Linked DNA regions of Homo sapiens: region 1 is linked to region 2. Evidence: chromatin loops called from intact Hi-C (ENCODE). Cell type or tissue: sigmoid colon. All regions are shown on one strand. Links, peaks and the distances in the headings refer to the core of each region. The heading gives the core; the rest is flanking DNA.

What was found. A loop is a pair of places that touch in the nucleus more often than their neighbours do. Peaks named below come from ENCODE experiments on the same cell type or tissue, not always from the same donor. Only the 100,000 strongest peaks of a DNase experiment are listed, where the experiment ranks them.
Region 1: it touches region 2 in a loop (2.1-fold over the local background); 19 of 110 quality-filtered maps call a loop at or near these places.

The regions. Positions count from the first base shown.
Region 1 is chr9:107,565,956-107,581,902 of GRCh38, reverse strand. It overlaps LOC105376205 (a long non-coding RNA gene), which reads right to left and starts at 15,114. Exons shown (of 9, transcript XR_930217.2): 1 at 14,706-15,114; 2 at 12,689-12,844; 3 at 5,805-5,996. In sigmoid colon, for the core only: no CTCF peak of the experiment used is centred there; no DNase peak of the experiment used is centred there.
Region 2 is chr9:107,499,653-107,515,599 of GRCh38, reverse strand. It overlaps LOC105376206 (a long non-coding RNA gene), which reads right to left and starts at 10,466. Exons shown (of 2, transcript XR_930224.3): 1 at 10,431-10,466; 2 at 385-936. In sigmoid colon, for the core only: no CTCF peak of the experiment used is centred there; no DNase peak of the experiment used is centred there; H3K27ac peaks cover 1,288 bases.

The sequences.
Region 1 (15,947 bases), core at 3,221-11,220, 70 kb before region 2:
TATGAATGACTTTATGCCAATAAATTTTAAAACTTAGATAAAATGGAAAAATTCCTAGAAAAGAATTCTACCAGAACTGACTAAAAAATAATTAGAAAACTTGAGTCTTCCTTTAACCATTAAAGTAATTAAATCTATCAAAAAAAATATTGTATATCAACTTTTTTTTAATAGATAGAGACAGAATCTCGCCATGTTGCCCAGGCTGGTCTCAAACTCGTGTGCTCAAGTGATTCTCCCACCTCGGCCTTCCAAAGTGCTGGGATTACAGGTGTGAGCCACCGCACACAGCCATATGTCAATTTAAAAAATATATTTTATTATAAATTAAATCTATAAAACTATTCCATAAATAACTTCCAGGCCCAGCAGTTAGTCGTCTTTTTTTTTGGCAGGGGAGGTTGGTTTTTCGTTTTGTTCTTTTTTTAGACGGAGTCTCGTTCTATCACCCAGGCTGGAGTGCAGTGGCCCTACCTCAACTCACTGCAACCTCCACCTCCCAGACTCAAGTGATTCTCCTGCCTCAACCTCCCAAGTAGCTGGGACTACAGGCAAGTGCCACCATGCCCAACTAACTTTTGTATTTTTAGTAGAAACAGGGTTTTACCATGATGGTCAGGCTGGTCTCGAACTCCTGACCTCAAGTGATCGGCCCGCCTCAGCCTCCCAAAGTGCTGGGATTATAGGCATGAGCCACTGCACCCAGCCCAGGCCCAGTAGTTCTTAAAGCAAATTCCAACTAAATGTCAAGGAACAGGTAATTACATATCACTTCAGACTCTTGCAGGGAACAGAAAGAGGAGAATAAATTTCCCACTCATTTGATGAGAAAAGTACAGCTTTGCTATTGAAATAGGGCAAAGTAATATAAAAATGAAAAATCATTAGTCAATATTTCACGTGAACTTAGACAGTCCCCAAACAAAATTTTAGTAAATCAAAGCCAGCAATCATGAAAAAAAAAAAAAAGATAGTTCACATGACCAAATTTGGCTTAAATTAGGTATGCATTTTGGGCATTCATCATTTTAACATATTAAGGGAGATAAATGACAAGATCATATGAGCTGTCACACAAAAAGCTATTTAAAATTCAACACTCATAGATGATTTTTTTTTTTTTTTTTTTGAGATGGAGTCTTGGTCTGTTGCCCAGGCTGGAGTGCAGTGGCGCAATCTCGGCTCACTGCAGCCTCCATACGGGGCTCACTACCCCGCCATTTCTTTCTACTTCAGTTTGCTAAGCTTTTTTTTAAAAAAAAAAAAAATCACGTAGGGCCGAGCGCAGTGGCTCACGCCTGTAATCTCAGCACTTTGGAAGGCAGAGGTGGGCAGATCACCTGAGGTTGGAAGTTCAAGATCAGCCTGACCAACATGGAGAAACCCCGTCTCTACTGAAAATACAAAATTAGCCAGGCATGGTGTCGCATGCCTGTAATCCCAGCTACTCAGGAGGCTGAGGCAGGAGAATCGCTTGAACCCAGGAGGCAGAGGTTGCGGTGAGCCAAGATTAAGCTATTGCACTCCAGCCTGGGCAACAAGAGCAAAACTCCATCTCAAAAAAAAAAAAAAAGAAAGAAAAAGAAGTAAAGAAATAAAAAGGAATGTCCTTAACTAGAAGAAGAATATTTGCAAAAATCCAAAATAAATATTATACTTAATGGTGAATAATTAGAAAAATTTCCCTAATAGTCAGCATATAAAAGAAAGGTACAAAAATTCTTTATTCCCAAATTATGATTGTCTACAGACAATATTCAAATACCAATAAAAACTGTAAATGCTTAGAAAGAATAAGAAAATTAACAAGATTGTTATCAGTAAATGAAACTCAATTACGTTTTTACAACCAAATAACCATCAGTTAAAAGTGTAATTTTAAAAATACAACTTACTAGCCAGGCGCAGTGGCTCAAGCCTGTAATCCCAGCACTCTGGAAGGCCGAGGCAGGCAGATCATTTGAGGCTAGGAGTTTGAGACTAGCCTGGATAACATGGTAAAATGCTGTCTCTACTAAAAAAAAAAAAAAAATACAAAAATTAGCCGGACATGGTGGCACACGCATGTAATTCTAGCTACTTGGGAGACTGAGGCATAGGAATTGCTCGAACCCAGGAGGCAGAGGTTGCATCGAGCCCAGGTCACACCACTGCAACTCCAGCTTGAGTGACAGAGCAAGACTCTGTATCAAAAAACAAAACAAACAAACAAAAAAAACCAAAAACTTATTATGGCAACAAAAATAATTCTAGTAAAAAATGTGCAAGACCTCTGTGGAGAAAATTATAAAACTTGTTAAATGACATTTTTAAAGACACAAATGGAAGAAGAGAGAGGAACTCTGTTCATGAATAGGAAGTTTTGGTATATAGATGTCAACTGTTCCTAGACTGATCTGCAAATTCAATCCAATTGAAATGAAAATATCAGCAGAGTTTTCCAAGGAACTTGAACACCTAATTTGAAATGAATGATCAAGAGCAAATGGCAAATAATTTAAACAATCAATATAAATTGTGATTGTAATTTAGACAATTTTGAGGGAGAATAACAAAGTAGGTAAACTTGCTCTGTGAAATATCAAAATTTGTTATAAAATTATAAATACTAAGATAGTATAGTATTGATATGTGGAGAGAGATATACACTAATTGGGGGAGAATTAAGCCCAGAAACAGATCCATGGACCCATGCATTTATAAATATCTATGATAGGAAAGAGTTTGCATTGTGTGTTGGTGGTGGTTAAAGATGGACTATTCAATAAATGGTTATGGACAACCAGTTATTCAGATGGAAGATATAATAAAATTTTGATCCCTACTTTATCAACACAGACATACACACACACACACACACACACACAAACACACAAACACACATCAGGTTCAGGTATTATAGTGACTGAAATAAAAAGCATAACTTTAAATTTGGGGGAAAAATATAGAAGATATTGATAACTTCAGGGTAAGGAAAGATTTCTTAAATAAGACACTCCAAAAAAGCATAAACCTTCATCAAACTAATAAATTCAAAAATGTGATTCAGTGCAGTGGCTCAAGCCTGTAATTTCAGCACTTTGGGAGGCCGAGGCAGGCAGGTCACTTGAGCCCAGGAGTTTGAGACCAGCCTGGGCAACATGGCAAGACCCTATCTCTACCAAAAAAAAAAAAAATTAGCCAGGCATGGTGACATGCACCTGTAGTCCTAGCTACTCAGGAGGCTGAGGTGGGAGGATTGCTTGAGCCTAGGAGTTGGAGGCTGCAGCGAGCTATGATCATACCACTGCACTCCAGCCTGGGTGATGGAGCAAGACCTCATCTGTAAAAGAAATAAAGTTGTATTTTTTAAAAAAAAAAAAAAAAAGAAAAGTGAAAAAACAAGGCCAAAACTGATAGAAAATACTGACAATACTGACTGAGGAATAATACATGGAGTACATAAAGAATTCCTAAAAAAAAAAGATAAACAGCCTGCCAGAAAAATGGGCAAAAGACACTAGAGACATTTCAAAAAAGGGGAAAATTTAAATAGCAAAAGATTTTTTAAAAAGGCATTCAACTTTATTAACAAATCAAGAAAATGAAAACTAAAATAAAGATATATCATTTTCATCCACCAGAAAGGCAAAAATTGACAAGTCTGACAATACTCAGCATTGGCCAGGTGCAGTGGCTCACGCCTGTAATCCCAGCACTTTGGGAGGCCAAGGTGGGCGAATTACCTGAGGTCAGGAGTTCCAGACCAGCCTGGCCAACACGGTGAAATCCCGTCTCTACTAAAAATACAAAAATTAGCCAGGCATGGTGGCGCACACCTGTAATCCCAGCTACTCGGGAGACTAAGGCATGAGAATCACTTGAGCCCATTGGGGCGGAGGTTACAGTGAGCCTAGATCATGCCACTGCACTCCAGCCTGGGTGACAGAGTGAGACTCCATCTCAAAAATAAAAATAAATGAAAGAAGCATAGTAAAAAAAAAAAAAGTCTAGAAGAAAAAAAGTCATGAAGCATTAACCATGGCTAGCTTTGAGTGACAGATGTCATTTTCTTCTTTTTTTTTAGTAGTCTCTAATTTTCTATAATGAACATGTACTCCTTTTAAAATCAAGGAAAAAAATATTTTGTTTAACAAGACCAACCCCCTAATTCTAGGATAAATACCACACAGTTGAAAGGAGAAGGAAAAAAAAAAAAGACTAGGTATAAAAATAACTTTCTCTGGGTTTGATCTTCAAGCAACAAACTACAATCTCAGGAACTCTTTCTCCCCTGAGCTTTTCTGGGTCCTACGCAAAGAAACCAGGCAAAGTATGCTTGTTGGATTATATTGTTCCCTGGGCAAGTAGAAAAGAGAAAACTTTTGTGCATTTAATGAAAAAGCACACAAGGCATTATTTTTAGATTTACCGTAATTCTGTCCCCTACAAGACTCTGCAGCCAAGTGAACTCTGAAAGATTTTCCTGTTTTAAGCATCATTTGTTTCTCTTGATTTTTTTGTTTTGGTTTCGTGTGGAGGTGAGTGCAATGCGGCCTCTACTCCAGGCAGGAACTTCCCTTCAGATTAGCATGTTCTATGGTATTCATCTGATTTGGACTCAGCCCCTTGCTGGCCTCAGTAGTTGCTACATTATTTCCTGGGAGGAGATTAGGAATTTGAGGCAGTGAGACAATAATAGTAGCAATAATGATCAGCTGGGATTATGGTGACCCTGATGCGGATGCAGAAACTGGGATGCCAAAAGGTGAATGATCTGGATGCCCCGGGCTATGACCGGCTTTACCTTGAGCCTCACCCTGCTGCCCTAGGCTCCGTCCTTTAGCCCCTCTGTGATGTCCCATCTGCGTAGATGCCAAGAACCAGTTCCAGGGCTCTGCTCAGAACCCCTTATAAATCTTCTCATGGGCATGTGTGAAGAAAGGAAGAAGAGGGAGAGAAGAGAGAAGGAAAGGAGAGACAAGAGGAAACTCATCTTCATGGCAATAGCTACTATTTGTCATGCTTGTCAGGTGCCAGACGTCATCCTGGGTACATCAATGCTATATTATCTCATTTAATCCTCACCAAAATGCAATAAATTAGTGATTTTTAAAAATCTATTTTTCATAGAAGGAAATTGAGTTTCAGAGTGGTTAGGTGACTTTCCCATCATCACGTGCTCTTTTTTTTTTTTTTTTTTTTTTTTTTTGAGACGGAATCTTGCTTACTCACCCAGGCTGGAGTGCAGTGGCGCGATCTCAGCTCACTGCAAGCTCCGCCACCCGGGTTCACGCCATTCTCCTGCCTCAGCCTCCCGAGTAGCTGGGACTACAGGTGCCCACCACCACACCCGGCTAAATTTTTTTGTATTTTTAGTAGAGACGGGGCTTCACCGTGTTAGCCAGGCTGGTCTCGAACTCCTGACCTTGTGATCCACCTGCCTCGGCCTCCCAAAGTGCTGGGATTACAGGCATGAGTCACCATGCCTGGCCTTAATCACATGCTCTGAAGGGGCAGAGCTAGGACTCTAGGTCCCAGGAATACAGTTTTGGAGCTTGAACCTTAACAATGTTTCCTCCTCCCTACCCCCTTCCCCATGCACCTATCACAGAACCCTAAATTGTTGAGCTTTTCCTCTGAAACAGAAACAAATAATACATGTGGTTTGGCTGCCCTCAAATATTCCGGGGCTATTTCCTGAAATAGCTTAATCAGAATTCCCTGTCAACCCCTACAATCTCCCCGCAGTGTGGCCTCCACTTGAAACCTACCAAGCCCCAAGATTGTACAGACTACCTGATCCCCCACACAGGCTTTCATACCTCCAGGTTCAAGTCTGTCTCTGGCTTCAGCTGCCAGGCCACTCCTCTCCTTGCTCTGGTCTCATGGAATGTCTTCTCAGCCCACTGGAGCAAGGTGCTCCTCCTCCAAGAAGCCTTCCCTGATTTTATTGAATTCATTAGCTCCTTCATTCGATCAGCAAATTTTATTAAGCAGCTATCATATGACCTTCGCTGCAAATTAAATAAGAGATCAGTATACCACTGAAACTTACCCAGAAAGTCAAGAAATCCTTTCCTGAAAAATCAATACTTGTTTAGGAATCCAAAGAGTGATTAAGAGGAGTTAATTAGAAAAAATGGAGGAGTAGGGGAATGTTGCTAAGAGGACCAGATCGAGGAAATACCATGAACCAACAAAAAGACCATGGATAAATCATAGCTGCACCATAAACTAGTTTGTAGAAATATGGGCAAGGTATTTAACCAGCCTCTCTGAAACTCAGTCACCTCTGCTATAAAAAAGCAGGCAGTGGTGCTTCTCATGTTGTCAGAATGCAATGCAAATATATTTGCAAAACCCTTGGCACAAATTCTATCACATAGTAGGTTCTCATTAAATGGCATATCCCTTTGGACAGATTTTTCTTTTAGGGAATAGAAATAATTTGGGATGCCAAAAGATGGTAATCTCTGTAGCTATCAAAATCGCAGAGCTGACAGTGGGATATTATTGATCAGGTCAGCTTCAGATCCCTGAGTCACCCACCATGTCCGTTATTTATGTCCATGCTGGAAGCTTCACTGAAGGAGGGGCCTTCACTTGTCTTGTTCACTGCTGTATCCCCAATGCTGAAGCAATACCTCTCACAGACTACTAATTTTAAAATGTTTGTTGAATGAATGTTTGATGACTTTACTCATCTGCTCAATCAATGGTCACAAAGACTGGTTCCCTAACTGTCAGCATCAGCATCCCTGGAAACCTGTTGGAAATGCACATTCTCAGGCCCCACTCTGGGGCTGCTGAATCAGAAACTCTGGGGATTGGCTCCAGGAATCAGTGTTTCAACAAGCCTGCCAGGTGCAGGTGCTGCTTGAGTTTAAGAAGCACTACTCTGAAGGCCGGGCGCGGTGGCTCACACCTGTAATCCTAGCACTTTGGGAGGCCGAGGCGGGTGGATCACGAAGTCAGGAGATTGAGACCATCCTGGCTAACACGGTGAAACCCTGTCTCTACTAAAAATACAAAAAAAATTAGCCGGGCGTGGTGGTGGGCGCCTATAGTCCCAGCTACTCCGGAGGCTGAGGCTGGAGAGTGGCATGAACCCGGGAGGCGGAACTCACAGTGGGCCAAGATTGCGCCACTGCACTCCAGCCTGGGCAACAGAGCGAGACTCTGTCTCAAAAAAAAAAAAAAGAAGCACTACTCTGAAAGGAGCATCTAGATAGCAGCGATTGGCTTACTCAGCTCTAATATGCAGCCCTGGGCAAATGCATTAGAACTGAAAATTGATTGCCCCTCCTAGGACTCAATCCTGCTGCAAAACTCAAGCCAATCTTAAGAATGTCAGAACCAAACTGGCTCAAGAAAGAGCCCCCACCACCGCCATCCACCTGTACCAGCCACCAGATGGGTGATCCTACCTTTCCAAGGATGACCTGCTCTTCTGAGTGCAATCAAGTCCAACTCAAAAGCCCCCTCCTCTGGAAAGCTTTGAGAAACAATTTCCAGGTAGGATGAACTTCTCCCTTCCCGGTGCTACAGGTGCAGGTTTTCGCTATGGCCAGGAGCCCATAGTGGTTTTCAAATACATTTAGAAATATCTCCCCTCTAGATATTTGCCACCCAATATGGTAGCCACTAGCCGCATGTGGCCACGGGGCCCCACCAGAGGGGCTAGTAGAAATTGAGATATGCTGTGAAGTGTAATATCCATACTGAATTTTGCAAGTACAGATTTTTAAAAATGTAAAATATCTAATTATGAATTTTCATTTTTAGGCCAGATGCAGTGGCTCACGTCAGTAATTCCAACACTTTGGGAGGCCGAGGCAGGAGGATTGCTTGAGGCCAGGAGTTTGAGACCAGCCTGCACAAGCAAGACCCTATCTCTACAAAAATAAAAATAAAAATAATTAGCTGGGGCCAGGCGTGGTAGCTCAAGCCTGTAATCCCAACATTTTAAGAGGCGGAGGCAGGTGGATCACCTGAGATCAGGAGTTTGAGGCCAGCCTGGTCAACATGGCAAAACCCAGTCTCTACTAAAAATACAAATTAGCCAGGCATGGTGGCAGGCGCCTGTAATCCCAGCTACTCTGGAGGCTGAGGCAGAAGTATTGTTTGCACCCGGGAGGCAGACGCTGCAGTGAGCTGAGATCACACCACTGCACTCCAGCCTGGGTGACAGAGCGAGACTCAGTCTCAAAAAAAAAAAAAAACTAGCCATGTGTGGTCATGCAGGCCTGTAGTCCTAGCTACTTGGGAGGCTGGGGCAGGAGGATCGCTTGGCCCCAGAGTTTGAGGTTACAGTGAGCTATGATCAGGCCACTGCCCTCCAGCCTGGGTGACAAAGAAAGACCCTGTCTCAAAAAAGTAAAATAATTTCCATTTTGATTAAATGTGAAAATGATATTTTAGATATATTGGGTTAAAGGAATATAGTATTAAATTAATTTCACCTGTTTCTTTTCAGTTCTATTGTGGCAACTAGATAATTGAAAACTACATACAGCCATTTGCTGCTTAATGACAGATACGTCTGAGAAATATGTTGTTAGGTGATTTCATCATTGTGCGGACATCATAGTGTATACTTGCACAAACCTAGATTGTAGAGCCTACTATACACCTAAACTGTATAACATAAACTCTTGCTCCTAGGCTACAAACCTAAACAGCATGTTGCTGTACTGAATACTGTGGGCAATTATAACACAATGCTAAGTATCTGTGTGTCTACACACATCTAAACATAGAAAAGGTATAGTAAAAATGGGGCCCAGCACAGTGGCTCAGGCCTGTAATCCCGGCACTTTGGGAGGCTGAGGCAGGCGGATCATCTGAGGTCAGAAGTTCGAGACCAGCCTGGCCAATATGGTAAAACCCTGTCTCTACTAAAAATACCCAGACGTGGTGGTGGGCGGCTGTAATCCCAGCTACTCGGGAGGCTGGACAGGAGAATCACTTGAATGTGGGAGGCGAAGTTTGCAGTGAGCTGAGATCACGCCACTGCACTCCAGCCTGGGCGACAGAGCAAGACTCCATCTCAAAAGAAAAGAAAAGAAAAGGTGTAGTAAAAATACAATGATAATTTGATGGGACCACCATCGTGCACGCGGTCAGTCATTGACTAAATTGCCATTAGACGGTGCATGATGTCTATGGCCGACATTGTCTTTTTATTGGGCAGTAAGAATTCCACCATGGTGGAGGTCAGAGTTCACTCACCTTTGGACTCCAGTGCCCACCTCTTGCATATAGTAGGTGTTCAAGAAACAAGTGTAGAAAAGTAAAATATTTTGCAAATTTCTCAAGGCCTAGAAAGAATTGTTTATCTTCTCAACTACAGATGCACTGATATCAACATCTGGGACTGATTCAATTGGTTCCAACTCAAAACTCAAAGAAACAAAACAAGTTTGTGGGATCTGAAGACCCGGATTCTGATGCTGGCTGCTAAGTAGCCAGATGATTTTATGTAGCTCAACCTTCTGCTTAACTCCAATAATTGCTGTGTGCCCACTCCACAGGCTCTTGGGAACTGAATAAGAAAATAAATAGGATCCTATTGCAGAGACTATTAGCACTGGAGGAGTGAGAAATTATTCTCCAGCCCCCACTTTCCCATCCTATCCCCTCCAGTTGCCTGGCCTAGATTTTCTGGAAAGCTGCAGAATGTGCAGACATTGTGTTCCCTGGATTTATAGCTCATTTTATAATGTTTTTGGGTGAGGTCAGAAGCTTTACACGCACTATTGTTCTTTTTGTCTTAACCTAAATATGATTTCTCTCAAAGAAAAGAATTCAGGAAAGAGGGAATGGGAGGAGGCTACTGAGAGGAAGAAAGTTCCTGTCCTCTTTCTCTTATTTACCCAGACTTTGGATCTCAGTCCATATCTAGGGAATTGGAGGGAAAATTATCATCTTAGGCAGGGCACGGTGGCTTATGCCTCTAATCCCTGCACTTTGGGAGGCCAAGGCGGGCGGATCACCTGAGGTCAGGAGTTCAAGACCAGCCTGGCCAATGTGGTGAAACCCCATCTCCAGCCGGGTGCGGTGGCTCCACGCCTGTAATCCCAGCACTTTGAGAGGCCGAGGCAGGCAGATCACGAGGTCAAGAGATCAAGATCAGCCTGGCCAACATGGTGAAACCTTGTGTCTACTAAAAATACGAATATTAGCTGGGTGTGGTGGTACGCACCTGTAATCCCAGCTACTTGAGAGGCTGAGGCAGGAGAATCTCTTGAACCCCAGAGGTGGAGGTTGCAGTGAGCCGAGATCACATCATTGCACTCCAGCCTGGGTGACAGAGCGAGACCCTGTCTCAAAAAAAAAAAAAAAAAAAGTTGTCATCTTAAGAGTTTAAGGTTTATCTTATACCAGCCTTGCAAATATCAAAAAAATGCAATAGCCCACCAGATGTCTAATTCAGCAATTGTCACTGATGCAATTACAGTCAATCCTCATTTAAAGATTCCATATTTATGAATTTGCCTCCTTACTAAAATGTATTTGTAACCCCAAAATCAAAACTTATTGCACTTTCATGGCCATTCACAGACATGGGAGAAGGAATGAAACATCTGAGTCACCCACATACCTTCCCAGCTGACGTTAGCAAGGTGGTACTCTGTCTTCTTGTTTCAGTTCCCCAACTATATATGTGTCCTTTTTGCAACCCATTTAGTGCCACACACATTTTTCATATGTTTGTGCTTTTTGTTTTGTTTTGTCTTGTCTTTTTGTTTGTTTTGTTTTGAGATGGAGTCTCGCTCTGTCCCCCAGGCTGGAGTGCAGTGGCACGATCTCAGCTCACTGCAACCTCTGCCTCCTGGGGTCAAGCGATTCTCCTGCGTCAGACTCCCATGTACCTGGGATTACAGGTACAAACGACCACGCCTGGCTAATTTTTGTGTTTTTAGTAGAGATGGGTTTCACCATGTTGGCCAGGCTGGTCTCGAACTCCTGACCTCAGGTGATCTGCCCACCTTAGCCTCCCAAAGTGCTGGGATTACAGACATGAGCCACTGCGCCCAGCTGTTTCTGCTTTTTGTTGGTAATTTGGCTGTTTAACGTGGTCTCCAGGAACAGTGCTGAAGTGCTGTCTGGTGTTCCCAAGCCTAAGAAGGCTGTGATGTGCGTTATAAATAAGCTTTATTTAGGCATTCGTTATATTGCTGTAGGCTGTGAATTCAATGTTAATGAATCAACAAGATATATTAAATAAGGTGCCTTTATTTTATTTTTTTTGTTTGTTTTTTGAGACAGAGTCTCGCTCTGTCACCCAGGCTAGGGTGCAGTGGTGCGATCTCAGCTCACTGCAACATCCATCTCCTGGAGTTTAAGTTATTCTCCTGCCTCAGCCTCCCGAGTAGCTGGGATTACAGGCATGTGCCACCACACCTGGCTAATTTTTGTATTTTTAGTAGTGACAGGGTTTCACCATGTTGACCAGGCTGGTCTTCAACTCCTGACCTCAGGGGATCTGCCCACCTCAGCCTCCCAAAGTGCTGGGATTACAAGCCTGAGCCACCACGCCCAGCCTAAATAAGGTGTCTTTAAACAGAAGCACACATACGACACAGTTACATATTGATTGGTGGGTGAAAACATTGGGACCAGAGATTCAAAGGGACCTTACCCAGTATATCCCCTGGGAGCTACCGTTTAGTATTCAGTAATTCAGCGTTCATTGCAACTTTACAGAAAACAGCTGCCACAAATAATGAAAATCGGCCGTAAATTTTTTAAGTAAATGAGTTCAGAGTTATGCCCTTTGAATGTGTTACTCTTTCCACGAATCTAGCTCTCTGCGCTTGCTCCTCTCCTGTCTTTCGAATGGACAGTCACTACCTGGTGACATGAAGCAGATATGCTCAGGAAAGACAAGGATGGGGAAGCTAATCATTTCTCAGTGCTCTTTGGTAGGGAAGCATCTCGGTCTGCTTTTTGTTTTTTGCTTTATTTTATTTTTTTTTGACACGGGGTTGGACTCTGTCACCCAGGCTGGAGTGCAGTGGTACAATCACGGCTCATTGCAGCCTCCACCTCTCAGGATCAAGAGATCCTCTGACCTCAGTCTCCTGAGTAGCTGGGACTACAGGTGTGTGCCACCATGCCTGGGTAATTTTTATATTATTTGTAGAGATGGGGTTTCACCACGTTGCCCAGGTTGTCCCGAACTCCTGGGCTTAAGCAATCAGGCCCACCTTGGGCTTCTAAAGTGCTGGGATTACAGGCTTGAGCCATGGCGCCCAGCCCCTGGTCTGTTTTATATTGTTCAGGGGAGGGATTATGTTGGTCAGGCACAGACATCAGCATGTAGACTAAGGAATAGAACTCAATCCTCTAATTGGGCAGAGAGGTGCCAATGTACTGTTATTAGAAGAAAGAAAGAAAATGCCTTACCCTTTACGAGCTTACTGGCTCATGGAATGCAGAACAGAAGATAGCCAGACAATAATAAATAAAACAGGGACCTTTGATTAGCTGCCTGGCATGAAAGTACACTTGCCTCAGAGAGGGAAACCTATGACCCTATTTCCTGAGTCATTCATCTGGCGCCTCTCCTGCCCCGTGGAAAGGTCAGAGGTTGTGGAGTCAGACAGATATACTAATAGATTAAAAGCCTGTCTGCCCCACTCACTGGCTGTGTAAACCTCAGCCTCAGTTTTCTTATCTGTAAATTGAGGGCTAATAGTACCTATTTCAAGGAGATATCGAAAGGATTGAGAGAAATTAAGTGCCTATTACAATACGTGGTCCATACTGGGTTATTCAGTAAGGTTCTTCAGTGTTGCCATCTTTTTTCACTATTGCACGTTGATTTGTGAATATGATCTCTCAGTAACCCTTTCTCCTGGAGAAGAAAGAATCATGTGTCAAACTTTCAGTCCTTTTGCAAAGTTTAATTGTGTGCCTACTACTTAGCGAGCCCCGTGTGATATGGGAGAAAGAGAAATGTAAAGCTCGTATGACCTCGTTCTGAAGGAACTCTCAGAAAAAACAATTTTGGAATCAATAAGAATTATCTAGAATAACAAGGACCTGGTTAACAGACTGACTTTACTCCACATCTAAGAAATTCCAGACTTGGCCAGGCATGGTGGCTCACGCCTGTAATCCCAGCACTTTGGGAGGCCGAGGTGGGTGGATCACCTGAGGTCAGGAGTTCGAGACTAGCCTGGGCAACATGGTGAAATCCCCGTCTCTACCAAAAATACAAAGATTAGCCAGGCGTGGTGGCACACGCCTGTAATTCCAGCTACTTGGAAGGCTGAGTGAGGCAGGAGAATCACTTGAACCTGGAAGACGGAGGTTGCAGTGAGCTGAAATCGCATCACTGAACTCCAGCCTGGGTGACCGAGCAAGACTCTGTCTCAAAAAAAAAAAAAAAGAAATTCCAGACTTGATAGTAATGCCTATTTGATATCAAGCAAAATCAGGTCTGTTTTCCTAGTAGCTGAACTTGTTCTCCTCTTCTTTCTTATAAAGAAAAGTCTAGATATCGTAATGCTGACTACAATTGCATTATATAGAACTTAATTTGTTTTAGGATACATGTATTTAAAAAAAAGCAAAAGAATTCTACAAGACAAAAAGAATATGTACAACTTCTTCAAAAATAGTCTGGTCTGATATTCTCATAATAAATTAATTTTGAAAATGTGTTAGAGAAATGCAAACAGGGCAATGAATAAGGGTTAACTTTCTACATGACATATTTCTTTAATGCTTGCAATTTTATTCAATGAAAGCATTAACTTTTTATCCGAACAAAATAAAGGTTATTTTGGTTTTTCTTAAGCCATGAGAAGTTGAAAGAAAAATAAAATCATTCCTATTCCCAACACCTACTATTAATATTTTGGTGTGTTTCCTTGCAAACTTTTTCTCTGCCTACTTAGTAGCCTGTATTTACACAGCTGGGACCATAGCATAAAATATTACATCCTGCTTACTTCAATCATAATGTAAGCATTTTTCATTTATAAACTTTTCATAAACATTTTTAATGGCTGCATAATATTCCATTGAGCAGTATATAATCATTTACATAATGCTACTCCTATATTCAAACACTTAGGTTATTTCAAGCTTTTCTCTATTATATATAAAGTTTTAATCTCGGTGCATGAATCCAAGTCTGCACTTTGGATTATTTCCTTATGACAGATTCCCAGAAGTGGAATGACGAGCTCTAAGGCAATGAACATATTTCAGGCCTGTGATACAGATTGCCAAATCGCTTTCCCAAAAGAGTTGTACCATTTCACACTCCCACTGACGATGTTGCTTATTCCATTTTTAATGGCATCATATGACTGAAATGGCCAATAGCAAGGTTTACATAAACTATGATACATCTAGCCAGTGAATTATACAGCCCATGAACTTTCTAATGGGGTCTGGGTAACAGCATGGAAAAACAGTTATGCTGCAATGTTAAGCAGAAAAAGCAGAACACAGAATTGAATGTTATTGCCAGTGCCTCAGAATAATAATAATAATAATAAATCTGCCTAAGGATAAGGACCAGGAAAGCAAAACAAAACCAAAAAAATAAAATAAAATAAAATATTGACATGTATAGTAAGTGTGGCAAGGTGATGACTGCGAGATTGATAACTGTCTCTCTGGTTGTAATTATTTTCACTCTCTGTGTTAATTTCACCTTGTGTTGCTATAGCACTGTTCAATATTTCAAAAACTTCACATACCAGCAAAGTATTCGGGTTACAACACTGCACAGTACTGAATTTCTCAAAAGCTTCTCCTGCAGGATTCTAGCATTTCCAAAACTGGCCCAAGTGTTTTCGCGGCTAAAGGATCATGGTGGTCTTTTCTGAATTCCCAGAAATAATTAAGTCAATGAATGGAATTTTCTGAAATGTAAATTCTCCCATGACTTCTTTTTCCTCAAACCTCTGGCAACTGGCACCACTCTTCTGCTAGAGATGACAAGAATGAAGACTTCACAAATAGTAACAGAAAACCACTGAAACAGCTGGTCACATTCTATGGATCCTGGCCTTGTGGTTGTACTATTTTACCACAGCATAGAAGAGAGTCGTATTTTCTGCTAGCAAAACTGTTCCAAGTCCTGTGATGGAGTGAATATCAATAGGTTGTGACGATCCCCCAGAAGCATTGTGATGTCAGTTGCCGACATTCACCAGCTGTACAGACGTGCGCACAGCTGAGTTCTGACCCCTCCCATCCCCTGCCCTGTTCTGGGAGGGAAAAATACAGGGGATGACATAACCCAGGGCTGATGGGGGCTGCTTCCAAAAGTAACGGGAGAAGCAACAGTGTTCTTAAGAAGCCACCACCCCCAGTGCCTTGTTTGATATTTTTCCTGTGTCTAGTCTTTTCCCTCCTCAGCCGATCTTCCACACTGACTTTAAGTATAGCTACCTAAAATCTTTCTACGTCAAGTATAATCCAGGGACCGGTAGCCTCTGCATACCCCTGGGAACTTGTTAAAAATGCAGAATGCCCCATCCCAGACATATGAAATCAGAATCTGCATTTTAACAAGATCCCCAGGTAATCTACTTGCACACTGTGTTTAAGAAGCACTGGGGGCCGGGCGCGGTGGCTCACACCTGTAACCCCAGCACTTTGGGAGGCCAAGGCGAGAGAATTGCTTGAGCCCAAGAGTTTGAGACCAGCCTGGACAACATAGCGAGACCCTGTTTCACCTATTTATCATTCCTTGAATACATTAAGGCTTTCTCAAGCCCAACAAAGCGCAACTTTGTATGTGCAGTTCCCGCTGCAAGAATGCCTTTCCACAAATGGGGAAATCACGCTCAACCTTCAAAACCCAACCCAGGCCAGGCGCAATGGCTCACACCTGTAATCCTAGCACTTTGGGAGGCTGAGGTGGGCAGATCGCTTGAACTCAGGAGTTCAAGACCAGCCTGGGCACCATGGCAAAACCCCATCTCTACAAAAAT
Region 2 (15,947 bases), core at 6,691-14,690:
GTTTTCAACGGAAATAAATAGTATATTAGCAATCTTGTTCTATTTCCACCATCTCTTATTTGGTATCCATTTATGTGAATCAAGACTGATGTAAAACATGTTTCTTTTCATTGTCATACTTCACAGTGTAAAACTGAGAAACAGAGTGGGAGAGAAACAAGAGATGCTGAATTCTTCCTACACATGATACAATAAAGTTAAATAATGTGGGGTTTTAGTTGTTCTCTACAAGAGAGCTTGATTCAATAGCGTGGTTAGAAAGCTCTACATTGGGCCTCTCTCTTTCTCTGCAAGGGCAATGAGATATGTACTTTCTCAAGGGCACCAGCCAACCGCCCTACATCAGTCATTCTCTCTAATGAAGCTCACTCCATTCGGACCCCATTTTCTTGTACACAATTCATTTTATTAAATGGCTGCAGCTGCAGTTAGGGGTGGTAGAATCCAGGCATGTTTTTGGGTTCGAGATGTGTACTGTGTGATTTTTCAAATACTTTGGGTTTGGCAAAAGCCAAGACACATTCTGTCAAGTTCTTTTTCCCCTTCGTTTTTAAGCCCGTGTGCATTCAAGAGAAATATGGTCCATCTGATTTTCATTCATTTTCGCTTAACTCAACAAAAAGTTGTCTCAGAAGAGCTAGAAAATGTCCAAGCAGCAAATCTAGCCTCTTTAATGGAAGCCTTGTTAGAATGTCTTTCTCTCAACCCCAGACAGCTTGACATTCTCCAAACAGGCCAAGCCTTTTCATTTCTCTGTGTCTTTGTACTTGCTCCCTAAACCTGGAATGATGGCCTTGCCCTTTACTCTCTTCTCTCTCTATTGACTCCTACTCCTCCAATTCCAGCCCAAAGGCTTTCTCCTTTGTGAAGGCTTTCCCCATTGCCCAACTTGCAAATTCAGCCCTCTGGCCCTCCACATCCGCAGGTTCTGAATCCCTGTGGATGGAAAATATTCAGTGGGAAAAAACAATTAAGAAAACCAACACAACAACAAAAAATAAGGCAAATAAAAACCAAGACACTGTTAACAACTAGATAGCATTTACAATGTATTAGGCATGATAAGTAACCTACAGATAATTTTTTCTTTTTCTTTCTTTCTTTCTTTCTTTATTTTTGAGACAGGGCCTTGCTCTGTCACCCAGGCTAGAGTGCAGTGGTGCAATCTCAGGTCACTGCAACCTCCACCTCCCTGGTTCAAGTGATCCTCCCACCTCAGCCTCCCAAGTAGGTGAAACTACAGGCACACACCCGGCAAATTTTTTGTATTTTTTGTAGAGACAGCAGGGGGAGGGGTCACACCATATTGCCCAGGCTGGTCTCGAACTCCTGCGCTCAAGAGATCACCTCGGCCTCCCGAAGTGCTAGGATTACAAATGTGAGCCATCGCACCCGGCAGAGATAATTTTTTAGAAACAACAACAACAAAAAAATACGACAATTAAAAGTAATACAAATAAAAGAATACAGTATAACAAACACAGCATTTACATTGTATTAGGTATTGTAAGTAGTCTAGAGATGGTTTAAATTATTCAGGAGGATATGCACAGGTTATATGCAAATACTATGTCATTTTATATAAGGAACTTGAGCATCCAATCTCCCGTGAATATGAAAGGACAGCTGTAATTGCATGATCCTCTTGAGATCCTTTATACTTCACTTGTAGTGCTAACTAGTTCCTGATTCCATTCTGCTTTGGGTTACAGACAGTTGTTGAACTAGGTTAGCCAAGCCCTCACTGATGTCTGCTTCAGTGTTAAGCCCTTGACCTTAATTAAAGGCCTTCACAAGAAAGGGCAGACAAAAATTGGCAATTGTGGTAAGGCTGTTGCCAAAAACATTAATTATTGTGTCTATCAATGTCCCTCTGTGGGCTTACAGGTGAGAAGTGAGCTTAAGGTTTAAGGACCAAAATAGCAATGAACTTCTTCCTTTCTGATAATGAGAGCTACGGAACTTAGCTTGTTCCCTTTTTGTCTTGGCTGCCAGGAAGCTAAGTTGCTAAGATGTGATGCTCAATCATAGCAACTATATCACATGCTAGTTTCCTTCTTTTTTTAATGACTTAATGACTTGGTTTTCTATTTCTATACTATTAACTTTATAATGGAAAAAAAACATATTCTTCACTGTGAGTCACTTCAAATAGTTTGTAGAGTGGCAGAGTAAAGTAAAAATATGAAGAAGCTATTCATGCTGGCTTCATCTGCAGAACAGTTCTTTGACATTTCATAAACTGTTTGAATTTCTTTCTTTCTTTCTTCCTTTCTTTTTTTTTTTGAGACGGAGTCTCACTCTGTCCCCAGGCTGGAGTGCAGTGGCACGATCTCGGCTCACTGCAACCTCTGCCTCCAGGGTTCAAGGAATTCTCCTGCCTCAGCCTCCTGAGTAGCTGGGACTACAGGCACCTACCACTATGCCCGGCTAAGTTTTTTTGTAGTTTTAGTAAAGACGGTGTTTCACTGTGTTAGCCAGGATGGTCTCAGTCTCCTGACCTTGTGATCTACCCGCCTTGGCCTCCCAAAGTGCTGGGATTACAGGCGTGAGCCACCGCGCCCAGCCAACCGTTTGAATTTCTTAGTGTCTATATTAGTTAAAACAAAAGTAATTTTTTAAATGTAACCATTTATAATTCTGACTCTCCCAGGAAGGAGCTAAAAGCTTTCTTTCTTTTCTTTTTCTTTTTCTTTTCTTTTTTTCTTTTTCTTTTTTTTTTTTGAGACGATGTCTTCCTCTGTCACTCAGGCTGGAGTGCAATGGCACCATCTTGGCTCACTGCAACCTCCGCCTCCTGGGTTCAAGCAATTTTCCTGCCTCAGCCTCCTGAGTAGCTGGGACTACAGGCACCTCCCACCCCACCCAGCTAATTTTTGTATTATTAAAAAATATGATATGTTGGTCAGGCTGGTGTCAAACCCCTGACCTCAAGTGATCTGCCTGCCTCAGCCTCCCAAAGTGCTGGGATTACAGGCATGAGCCGCTGCACCCAGCCTTTTTTCCTTTTTTCTTTTTCTTTTCTTTCTTCTTCTTTTTTTTTTTTTTTTGAGAGGAGTTTCACTTTTGTTGCACAGGCTGAAGTACAATGTTGAGGTCTCAGCTCACTGCAACCTCTCCACTTCCCTGGTTCAAGTGATTCTCCTGCCTCAGCCTCCTAAGTAGCTGAGATTACAGGCATGCACCACCACGCCCAGCTAATTTTTTGTATTTCAGAGAGACGGGGTTTCACTGTGTTGGTCAGACTAGTCTCAAACTCCTGACCTCAGGTGTTCCGCCCACCTCAGCCTCCCAAAGTGCTGGGATAACAGGCATGTGCCAGCACCCCTGGCCTTTTATTTATTTATTTTTGAGACAATATCTCACTCTGTCACCCAGGTTGGAGTGCAGTGGTGTGATCACAGCTCACTGCAGTCTCGATCTCCCAAGGCTCGGGTGATCCTCCTCTCTCAATCCCCTTAGTAGCTGGAACTACAGGTGCATGCGACCATGTCCAGCTAATTTTTGTATATTTATTTATTTATTTTATTTTATTTTTGAGATGGAGTCTCACTCTATTGCCCAGGCTGGAGTGAGTGGCGCGATCTCGGCTCACTGCAACCTCTGCCTCCCAGGTTCAAGCGATTCTCCTGCCTTAGCCTCCTGAGTAGCTGATATTACAGGTGCACACCACCACACCCGGCTAATATTTGTATTTTTAGTAGAGACAAAGTTTCACCATGTTGGACAGGCTGGTCTCAAACTCCTGACCTCAAGTGATGTGCCTGCCTCAGTTTCCCAAAATAGTAGGATTACAGGCATGAGCCACTGTGCCTGGCAGCTATAAGCATCTTGATAGTACAGCTTATACCATTTATACTTATCTCTGGATCTCCCATCATACAGCAGAGTACCTTCTACATAACTGGCATTCTGAAAATATCTGTTAAATGGATGGGGAAAAAAGTCCACCCAAGTGAATGCACTCCATTAGAAGCCAAAGAGAGTCCCAGGCTTCAAATCAAATAATTCTAAATTCAAACCCATCTCTGGCTGGTCACACAGCACTAAGAGGGGCAGTCACTTGGATCTATCTGAGCCCCCTTTCTTTATCTGTAAAATAGGGCTTTATCTACTACTGTTTTAGAGTTGTTTCGAGGATTAATTCAGAGAAGACATGCTTAATATTGCAAATTACCTTCCTTTTAATTAAAAGCGTTCACAGCGAGGAAAAACAGGCAACTGACCACCACAAGCTGCACCGCTGGAGAGCATGGGAGGAGGTACACAGTGGGTTGTCATTAGTATGGACAATGCATTTTTTTCAGCACTAAAGAAATTGGACAAAATAAGATGAAAAGAGAGTCTCAGCCCAAAGGCAGAAAGATACAATGGTCTTTATCTGCTAGTTATACAAACCAGCTGTTTAGATTGAAAAGATTTTGCTCAATCACTAAATATAATACATAAGTGATGGAAAAAAATAATGAATTTTTGTTTTTTACCATCTATATTGTCCTAGAGTTGTCGTAGAATTTTTTTTTCTTTTTTGAGATGGGGTCTCGCTATGTTGGTCTTGAACATGTGGTCCCAAGTGATTCTCCTGCCTTGCTCTCCCAAAATGCTGAGATTACAGGTGTGAACCACCATTCCCGGTATAATTTTTTTTTGATCAAGGAATACAAATACCACTGATGGGACTCAAGGTGATTTGATGTGGTACACAGGGAAATATTTATTATTTTAATTGTTATGCATTTATTATTTATGCTTTACAAAACATTGAGCTAGCATATCCAAACTGCAATATTACACATATTATTATTAAATATGCTTTAAAGTTTCAAAATATTTTTTAAATATGTGGATTTAAAGAAAAATATTATCATAATATGACTAATCAACACACCTGTGCCAAAAAACTGAACATAGTTCTAGGATCACGGAAGTGGTGGAAAAGACAGCTTTAACATGTGGGTCTTTTTTTTTTTTTTTTGAGACGGAGTCTCGCTCTGTCGCCCAGGCTGGAGTACAGTGGCGGGATCTCCGCTCACTGCAAGCTCCGCCTCCCGGGTTCACGCCATTCTCCTGCCTCAGTCTCCAGAGTAGCTGGGACTACAGGCGCCCGCCACCGTGCCCGGCTAATTTTTTGTATTTTTAGTAGAGACGGGGTTTCACCGTGCTAGCCAGGATGGTCTCGATCTCCTGACTTCGTGATCCACCCGCCTCGGCCTCCCAAAGTGCTGGGATTACAGGCGTGAGCCACCGCGCCCAGCCAACATGTGGGTCTTGAGCAACTATTTGATTTAAGAGAAGTTGTGACCCTGGGCCCCTCCATTTCTGTTTCCAAATGTCTTTTCAAAAGATTTACTTATTCTACCTACACACTCTATGCTGGCCCCCCCTGGATTTTATCCTGGTCCACCTGCATACCCTATACTCTCCCATCTCCGTGGCTTATTTGTGCTGAATTTTTTGCCTGGACACCCCTCCTCTTCCCTATCTGCCAGGCGCACCCCAAGCAGAACCAATCCCCTGTGCCCTCTGGGCTCCTAGGCGTCCTTGCACACCCCTCTTGCTAGTATCACCTTGGCACCTTGTATTACAGTTTCTTTCAGGGTGTGTCTCCTAGGCAATGTCTTGTTTATCTCTGTGCCCTGAGTTCCTAGCTGGGGGCGTTACATGATTTTAAAAAAATCATGGAGACCATATTAGATTTAGAAATACAAGGGTACAAATGCTTGTCTTAATCATTTATCAGCACTCAGAGATCACAGAGAGAACATGACTTTCCTCTTCCCAGTACTCTCCTTATTAACCCTAACTAGGTTAGTTTTCCCTATGATAAGCTTTGCTACACTGTGCATCCTCCCTCAAAGCAGTGATTGCAGTCTGGTTTTGCTTTTGTGATTATTTGATTAATGTCTTTCTTCTGACAGTAGACTATAAGCTCCTTGTGAGTAGGGATCACATCTATCTTTGTTCGCCATTGATGTTCCGAATGCCCAACCCTGAGCCAGACACATAGCTCGTGCTCCCCAAATATCACACACGTGCGCACGCACACACACACACACACACACACACCCAGAGTTGGTCTTCTAGCTCTTACATTGTTGTAGAGATCATTGCGGAGGCAGATGGTTGAACACAGAGACCTGTGTAAACTTTCCTGTTTGTTTTTCAGGTGGATTACAGTGGAAACACGATGTTGGCCAACCAGAAAGGGAGAAATTCAAAATGGTAAACGGAGCACTCTCACTTGCAGGGCTCTCTGAAGCCTTGACAAACAACACAGAGCCAAAATAAATTTTTTAAAAGTATATCCCAGCAAAGGCATATTGACCTTGTCCTTTCAAGAATTTCCCCAACCATTAGGAAGAAAACCCTTAAGGATGGAAATTTGAAGGGGACTGAGGCAACCAGGTAATATATTATATACGCTGACAGCTTCTTAGAACTGGGAGAACACTGAGACAACGGAAACAAAGGAGAAGCAATCTGTGTTATACTAAAATAAAGGCAAAGCCACTCTAAGAACTGCTTTTGTTTAAGCAGACAACAGATTTTTTTTTTTTTTTTAAGGATCAAAGCTACTTTACAAGCTCAATTTTCAGAAGAGTTGCAAGAAGAGCTAAGGAGATAGAATGTCTCAGCCTTGAGAGCCAGCTCGTCCACTGCTCTTTACCTTTCTAATGTGAGAATATCTAGACCGGGCCACTGCTCATGCCTATAATCCCAGCACTTTGGGAGGCCGAGATGGAAGGATCATTTAAGTCCAGGAAGAAAACATTTTAATAGAATATCTAGGCGAAAGCCTTCCACCCCAAATCAAGAACTGACCTAGCCATCCTCATGAATCCTGACACTCTGGAGCCACAAAGACTGCCTTCTCTCCCTCCTCTTGCTACAAATAAAGAGCTTAGCCATGATGGGCTATGTCACAACCACACTTTCAGGAAGGTCCAGAGCTGAGATTAAGTATCCCCCACCTGTCCTGTGTCTAGGTATGAGAGTCAGCACCTTTTATATGTTGGGTCCAAGTGCACAAATGACTATCTTTCTTTTTTGAGACAGTCTCGCTCTGTCACCCAGGCTGGAGTGCAGTGGCGCGGTCTTGGCTCGCTGCAACCTTGGAGGCCTCCTGAGTTGAAGAGATTCTCCTGCCACAGCCTCCCAAGTAGCTGGGATTACATGCACCCGCCACCACGCCCAGCTAATTTTTGTATTTTTAGTAGAGACAGGGTTTCACCATGTTGGCCAGGCTGGTCTCGAAACTCCTCACCTCAGGTGATCCACCCGCCTGGGCCTCCCAAAGTGCTGGGATTACAGACGTCAGCCACTGCACCCTGCCAAGAGTGACAATTTTAACGTTGTATTGGATTTGTGTATGAGAGCCTCAATCCATTCTGCATACTGTGTCTCTACAGTGAAGTCACAGCCTCAAAGGTGTACTTAATCTTTGTCTGAGAGTCACCAACCCACCTGTGGACTTTAATCACATATCAAAGTCAATTTTTGAACTTTCTTTTTTTTTTTTTTTTGAGATAGAGTCTTGCTCTGTCACCCAGGCTAGAGTGCAGTGGCGCCATCTCAGCTCACTGCAACCTCTGCCTCCCAAGTTCAAGTGATTCTCCTGCCTCAGCCTCCTGAGTAGCTGGGATTACAACCATGTGCCACCACACCGGCTAATTTTGTTTTTTCTTGTATTTTTAGTAGAGACAGGGTTTCACCATGTCGGTCAGGCTGGTCTGGAACTCCTGACCTCATGATCCGCCCACCTTGGCCTCCCAAAGTGCCAGGATTACAGGCGTGAGCCACCATGCCTGGCCACGAGTGACAATCTTAACGGTGGATTGGATTTGCGTATGAGAGCCTCAATCCATTCTGCACACTGTGTCTCTATAGTGAAGTCACAGCCTCAAAAGTCTACTTAATCTTTGTCTGAGAGTCACCAAACCACCTATGGACTTTAATCACATATCAAAGTCAATTTTCAGCTTTCATCTGCCTTCGTGTAGAAGATTCAGAACCTCAACAGGTTCTGAACAGAGCAAACAGCAGACCTAAGCCTCCAAGTGTGTGGTAGCCAAGCTCAGACTAGAGCCCAGGCCTTCCACCTCCGCAGCCAGGCCCTGTCCCTGCCTAGCCTGCTCTGTGGCTAGACAAGACCAAACGTTAAGCCTCTACCTCCCCACAACCAGCATGCCAGGCAAAGCTGACTGGCTGCAAGCTTCGCCTTCAGATCAACCGTTTTCACTCCACATACGCTCTTCTATGGTTTATTATCTCTTAGTGGCTTTTCATCCCCACAGGCATTCCTGAGAAATCTGCAAATAGTAGCAACTTGGAAAACAAGTAGTGAGTCTGTTGGTACTATCTTTTCTTCAATATTAACTTGTTTACAGGCAGCCTAAACGGATTGTGCTGCATTGGTCTTGAACACCAAGACAACAGTATTTTGGCTGGCCCCAAGCTCTTTGAGGGCAAGAACTATGTCTGATTTATTGGTGAGACCCTGGTGCCAAGGTACCTGTCTGGCTTATAGTAGGATAACAAAATAAGAGGCTGTCCGAAACTCACACAAAATTTGAAATTGAAGCCAGGGAGAACTGGGTGAGAATCCTTAAGCAGAAGGTTACAAAGTTACCTAATCTCTGTGGGCCTCAATTATTCTCATAATTATTCTCATATAAAATAAAACAGGCATTCAGGCGCGGTGGCTCATGCCTGTAATCCCAGCACTTTGGGAGGGCGAGGCGGGCGGATCATGAGGTGAAGCATTTGAGACCAGCCTGACCAACATGGTGAAACCCCCATCTCTACTAAAAATACAAAAATTAGCCGGGTGTGGTGGCACATGCCTGTAATCCCAGCTACTCAGAAGGCTGAGGCAGGAGAATTGCTTGAACCTGAGAGGCGGAGGTTGCAGTGAGCCGAGATCGTGCCACTGCACTCTAGCCTGAGCGACAGAGCGAGACTCCATCTCAGAAAAATAAATAAAATAAAATAAAATAATACAGGCCAGGTGCAGTGGCTCACACCTGTAATAGCACTTTAGGAGGCCTAGGCAGGAGGACTGCTTGAAGCTAGGAGTTTGAGACTAGCCTGGGAAACAAAGCAAGACTCTGCCTCTACAAAAAATTGAAAAATTAGCCAGGCATGGTGGCACGCACCTGTAGTCCCAGCTACTTGGGAGGCTGAGGTGGGGGGATCCCTTGAGTCCAAGAATTTGAGGTTACAATGAGCTATGATTGTGCCCACTGTGCTCCAGCCTGGGCAACAGAGCAAGACCCTGCCTCTTAAAAATAAAATAAATAGGCTGGGCACGGTGGCTCACACCTGTAATCCCAGCACTTCAGGAGGCTGAGGCGTCTGAGACCAGCCTGACCAACACGGTGAAACCCCGTCGCTACTAAATACAAAATTAGCTGGGCATGGTGGCGTGTGCCTGTAATCCCAGCTACTCAGGAGGCTGAGGCAGGAGAATCGCTTGAACCCAGGAGGAGGGGGTTGCAGTGAGCTAAGATCACACCACTGCACCCAGCCTGGGCAACAGAGCAAGATTCTGTCTCAAAAAATAATAATAATAAAATAAAATAAACAGGCCAGGTGCGGTGGCTCATGCCTGTAATCCCAGCACTTTGGGAGGCAGATCACCTGAGGTCAGGAGTTCAAGACCAGCATGGCCAACGTGGCGAAACCCTGTCTCTACTAAAAAATACGAAAATTAGCTGGGTGTGGTGGTGGGCACCTGTAGTCCCAGCTACTCAGGAGGCTGAGGCAGGGAGAATTGCTTGAACCCGGGAGACGGAGGTTGCAGTGAGCCGAGATTGTGCCACTGCACTCCAGCCTGGGCAACAGAGTGAGACTCCGTCTCAAAAATAAATAAATAAAAATAAAAATAAAATAAATAATAAATAAAAGTAAATAAAGTCCAGGCGCAACGGCTCCTGCCTGTCATCCCAGCACTTTGGGAGGCCGAGGTGGGCGGATTGTCTGAGCTCAGGAGTTTGAGACCAGCCTGAGCAACACGGTGAAACCCCGTCCGTCTCTACTAAAACACAAAAACTTAGCCAGGTGTGGCAGCATGCACCTGTAGTCCCAGCTACTCGGGAGGCTGAGGCAGGAGAATCGCTTGAACCCAGGATGTAGAGTTCGCACAGTGAGCTGAGATTGCGCCATTGCACTCCAGCCTGGGCAACAGAGCAAGACTCCATCTCCAAAAAAAAGGAAATAAAATAAAATAATACAAATACCACCTACCTTATAGAATTGCTATGAGAACAGAATGAGATAACAATGTATATGGAGCACCAGGCAAAGTCATAGCCCTGACAATGACCATGTCCCCCGTCAATGTTAATGCAATGAAAGGATGAAGTCAAAGTCAGAGTTGTTCTTTTCTAGGAGACGAGCAAGAAATAAAAAGAAGCAACGAATGCAATTACCCAGCCTGTGAGTGGTCAGTGTTTCTTTTGCTACTTGTTGTCTGAGCTTACAGCCTTCTTTTAAAGCTGGTCCTGCCTCGTCTCCCAGCTTTTGCTTCATCTTTCTGTGAAGTCATAACTCTGGGCTGACTCTGTCTATTGACACAGAGAGGCTGTGAGTCACAAATTCAACAGGATGACTTTGCTGCAGGGTGATTGACTGGAAAATGTTCCCTCATCTGAAAAAATCTTTTTTTCAAGCAAATGGACATGCTTATTTTTGCAGCATGGAGTGCAGGCTCTTTATTTATTTGATATTGGTTTCTTGACATTCAAGTTGACCAAGGGAGGGCTCACGATAGTCATAATTTTGCCTTGTGAAGTGATATATACTTTCCCCCTCCCTCCCCTTCTCCCTTCCTGCTGACTATTATATCTAAAACAAACAGTCCCAGCACAATAGTTAGATTGCACTTGAATTTGGTGTTTACTTGACATTTACACACTGGCCATGCTGGACAGCTCAGTCATTCCAGAACAGGGCCCGGCCAGCAAGGATTGTGTTCTCCTTGTGCTCAACCCTGAGCAGGACAAGATCCTGAGACAGCTAGACAGCGTCTTGAGAAAGTGTTTTTGCTGACTCTTATGCCTGAATTACTCTTACACCTGAGTAAGTGTATGTTAGGGGAGAGGAGGGTATCAGAATGTCTTCAGTCTTGCCAGAAAATCTCTCCCTTACCCACGTGGGGCAAACTGGTGGTACCACTCTGCCTCTTCTTAAATCCAACTCGAACACTGCCCAGTGCTAAATCTCCTCAGGACTGGCTGGAGATTACTAATTTGATCAATTTCATCTCCAGTTCTTTCATTTCCTCCTCTGTGTGATAGAATTAATAAACTTTAGGCCAGGCACAGTGAATCACGCCTGTGATCTCAGCACTTTGGGAGGCTGAGGTAGAAGGATTGCTTGAGGCCAGGAGTTTGAGACCAGCCTGAGCAACACTGCGAGACCCCATCTCTACAAAAAACTTTTTGAAAGTAGCCAGGCTTAATGGTGGCTTCCTGAAGTCCTAGTTGCTCAGGAAGCTGAAAGGGGAGGATCACTTGAGCCTAGGTATTTGAGGTTGCAGTGAGCTATGATCATGCCACTGCACTCCAGCCTAGGCAATGGAGTGAGACCTTGACTCTAAAAATTAATAAAATAATAATAATAATACCTACTTTGCAGGATTATTTTGGGTATAACATATGCAAAGTATATGGGGAAGTTTCAGGCTTTTTAAAGGTTCTCTAAAAGTGTTGGTTCTCGGCTGGGCGCGGTGGCTCACGCCTGTAATCCCAGCACTTTGGGAGGCCAAGGCGGGTGGATCACGAGGTCAGGAGTTTGAGACCAGCCTGGCCAACACAGTGAAACCCTGTCTCTACTAAAAATACAAAAAATTAGCCGGGCATGGTGGCGGGCGCCTGTAATCCCAGCTGCTCAGGAGGCTGAGGCAAGAGAATGGCTTGAACCCAGGAGGCGGAGGTTGCAGTGAGACGACATTGTGCCATTGTACTCCAGACTGGGTGACAGAGAGAGACTCCGTTTCAAAAAAAAAAAAAGTTGGTTTTCACCCTCTTCTGAGGTCCATGCTTCTGGTTTCAAAAGGTAGATGGGCTCATAAAAGTAAAGTGTCAGGGCCAGGTGCGGTGGCTCACGCCGGTAATCCCAACAGTTTGCGGAAGCTGAGGCAGGTGGATCACCTGAGGTCAGGAGTTCCAGACTACAGGGTGCCTGTAATCTCAGCTATTAGGGAGGCTGAGGCAGGAGAATTGCTTGAACTCGGGCAATAGAGGTTGCAGTGAGCCGAGACAAAGCCACCACACTCCAGCCTTGGCGATAGAGACTCTGTCTCAAAAAAAAAAATCAATAAATCAATACATGTGTATTTTAAATAAAATCCGCAGCCTGCCTCTCCAGATATGACCACAATTCAGTTTGAAGTATAAGTCTTCACATTTTTTATACATATGTGAAAATAATAAAATTTATTTATTTATTTATTTACATAGGGCCTTGCTTTGTTGCCTGGGTTGGACTGTAGTGGCATGCTCATGGCTCACTGCAGCCTCGACCTCCTGGGTTCAAGTGGTCCTCCCACCTCAATCTCCTGAGTAGCTGGGACCACAGGTTCTTGCCATCACATCTGGTTCATTACTTTTTGTAGAGATGAGTTCTCACTATGTTACCCACACTGGTCTGGAACTCCTGAACTCAAGGGATCCTCCCACCTTGGCCTCTCAAAGTGCTGGGATTACAGTTATGTGCCACCATGTCCAGCCCAATCTCCTTTCGATGGACATTTAGATTGTTTCCAACTTTTCATTACTACAGAATTTCCATGTGTACTCTTATTCACTTATTTCCTTAGGCTCAATTCATAGAAATTGATTTACATTTCAACCATTTCAAATTGTTCCTCAAAAAATTTACATCAGTTTACATTCTCATCAGCAAGATATCAACATGTTGGTTTCCTTACGTACTAACCAGTACCGAATATTATGATCTTAATCTTTCAAATGTTAACATCTACATAATCAGCTTTTGGCTGGTGAAACTTTCATGGCAGTTAGTTTGCACTTCCTTGAAACTCTGAAGATATGGAAATTGTACATTATTAGAATATAATTGGAAGCCTCCACTTTGCACAGATGAAAGGGGCCTAGGGAACAGAGGTAACTTACCCATGCCACACATTGGCAGAGCTGGGACAAGAAAACACAAGTCCTAACTCCTAGTCAAGTCCAAGCCTCCTTCCCTGCATCAGACAGCAATGACACAGGAAACCCTGACACATCACTTCTTTTTTTTTTTTTTTGAGACAGTTTCGCTCTTGTCGCCCAGACTGGGGTGCAATGGCATGATCTTGGCTCACCGGGTTCTAACGATTCTTCTGCCTCAGGCTCCCAAGTAGTTGGGATTACAGGTGCCCACCACCATGCCCGGCTTAATTTTTGTATTTTTAGTAGAGACGGAGTTTCACCATGTTGGCCAGGTTGGTCTCGAACTCCTGACCTCATGATCCACCTGTCTTGGCCTCCTAAAGTGCTGGGATTACAGGCGTGAGCGACCATGCCCAGCCGTATTGATTTATTTTTTTTAAAATAAGCACGCATTTTGAAACCAGAAAAAAAAATGTACATTTAAAAAATGAAATAACAGACCGGGTGCGGTGGCTCATGCCCGTAATCCTAGCACTTTGGGAGGCCAAGGCGGGCGGATTGTATGAGCTCAGGAGTTCGAGACCAGCCTGGCCAACATATAGTGAAACCCCGTCTCTGCTAAAAAATGCAAAAATTAGTTGGGCGCGCCAGGTGCAGTGGCTCACGCCTGTAATCCCAGCACTTTGGGAGGCCAAGGCGGGCGGATCACCTGAGGTTGGGAGTTTGAGACCAGCCTAACCAACATGGAGAAACCCCGTCTCTACTAAAAATACAAAAAAATTAGCCGGGCATGGTGGCCCATGCTTGTAATCCCAGCTATTCTGGAGGCTGAGGCAGAAGAATCGCTTGAACCCAGGAGGCAGAGGTTGCGGTGAGCCGAGATCAAGCCATTGCACTCCAACCTGGGCAACAAAAGTGAAACTCTTTCTCAAAACAAACAAACAAACAAACAAACAAAAAAATTAGCTGGGCATGGCGGCACATGCCTGTAGTCCCAGCTACTTGGGAAGCTGAGGAAGAAGAATCACTTGAACCCGGGAGGCGGAGGTTGTAGTGAGTCGAGATCGTGCCACTGCACTCCAGCCTAAGCGACAGAGTGAGACTCCCTCTCAAAAAAAAAAAAAAAAAAATTAGCCAGGCATGGTGGCGCGTGCCTGTAATTTCAGCTATGAGCGAAGCTGAGGCAGGAGAATTGCTTGAACCTGGGAGGTGGAGGTTGCAGCGAGCTGAGCTCATGCCACTGCACTCTAGCCTGGGCGACAGAGTGAGACTCCATCTCAAATAAATAAATAAAATTATATATATATATATATCTCAAGCAGTTACACAATCCATCCATCCATCCACCCATACGTACATACAGGCCCCAAGATTCCTCACTAGCCCTGTTCAGCTGGGTGACTGCTTTTCCCCCAGCCTGGACAGAAGGTTAGAGGTTTACTCTCTGGGGAACTCGATCCAGGGGCTCTGAACTCAGAGAAGCCAGGCACAGCTGAGGATAGGTTACTCAGAGAGCAGTCATACAGCAGGCTTCCTCCTCTGGGTGGGCTCCAGGAGACACTGGCTAACTCCCTTACTTAGCTGCACAATCCTGGGCTGGATTTAAGCACTCTATACTGCAGTTTATTTGGTTGTTTTTATTTTATTTTTATTTTTATTAATTTATTTTTTTGAGATGGAGTCTCCCTCTGTCACCCAGGCTGAAGTGCAGTGGCATGACCTTGGCTCGATGCAGCCTCCGCCTCCCAGGTTCAAGCGATTCTCTGCCTCAATCCCAAGTAGCTGGGATTATAGGTGCACACCATCACGCCCGGCTAATTTTGTTCGTTTTGTTTTGTTTTGAGAAGGAGTTTCGCTCTTGTTGCCCAGGCTGGAGTGCAATGGCGCGATCTCAGCCCACTGCAACCTCCGCCTCCTGGGTTCAAGTGATTCTTCTGCCTCAGCCTCCTGAGTTGCTGGGATTAGAGGCGCCCGCCGCCATGCCCAGCTAATTTTTTGTATTTTTAGTAGAGACAGGGTTTCACCATGTTGACCAGGCTGGTCGCAAACTCCTGACCTCAGGCGATCTACCCACTTCGGCCTTCCAAAGTGCTGGGATTACAGGCATGAGCTACCATGCCTAGCTAATATTGCAGTTTTTTTAAAACTGTAAAATGGGGTTTATGTATTAAACAAGTATGTATTGAGCACCTATTATGTGCCAGCAAACTGTATTACATTCTGTAATAAAAATAAGTCAGTTACTTCCTGCTGACAGGTCAAAAAAAAAAAAGTAAGTCAGCCAGGTGAGGTGGCCCACGCCTGTAACCCCAGCACTTTGGGAGGCTGAGGCAAGAGGATTGCTTGAGCCCAGGAGTTCAAGACCAACCTAGGCAACACAGTGAGACCCTGTCTCTACAAAAAAATTTAAAAATAAGCTGGGTGTGGTAGTACATGTCTGTGGTCCCAGCTACTAAGCATGGTGAGATAGGAGGATTGCTTGAGCCAGGGAGTTCGAGGCTGCAGTGAGCCATCATTGCGCCACTGCACTCCAGCCTGGCTAACAGAGCAAGACCTTATCTCAAGCAACAAAACAAAATAAAACAAAAACTTATGATTAAAAAGAAAGTAATGGCTGGTCACAGTGGCTCACGCCTGTAATCCCAACACTTTGGGAGGCTGAGGCAGGGGGATCACCTGAGGTCAGGAGTTTGAGACCAGGCTGACCAACATGGTAAAACACTGTCTCTACTAAAAATACAAAAATTAGTCGGGATGGGCCGGGCGCGGTGGCTCACGCCTGTAATCCCAGCACTTTGGGAGGCCGAGGCGGGCGGATCACGAGGTCAGGAG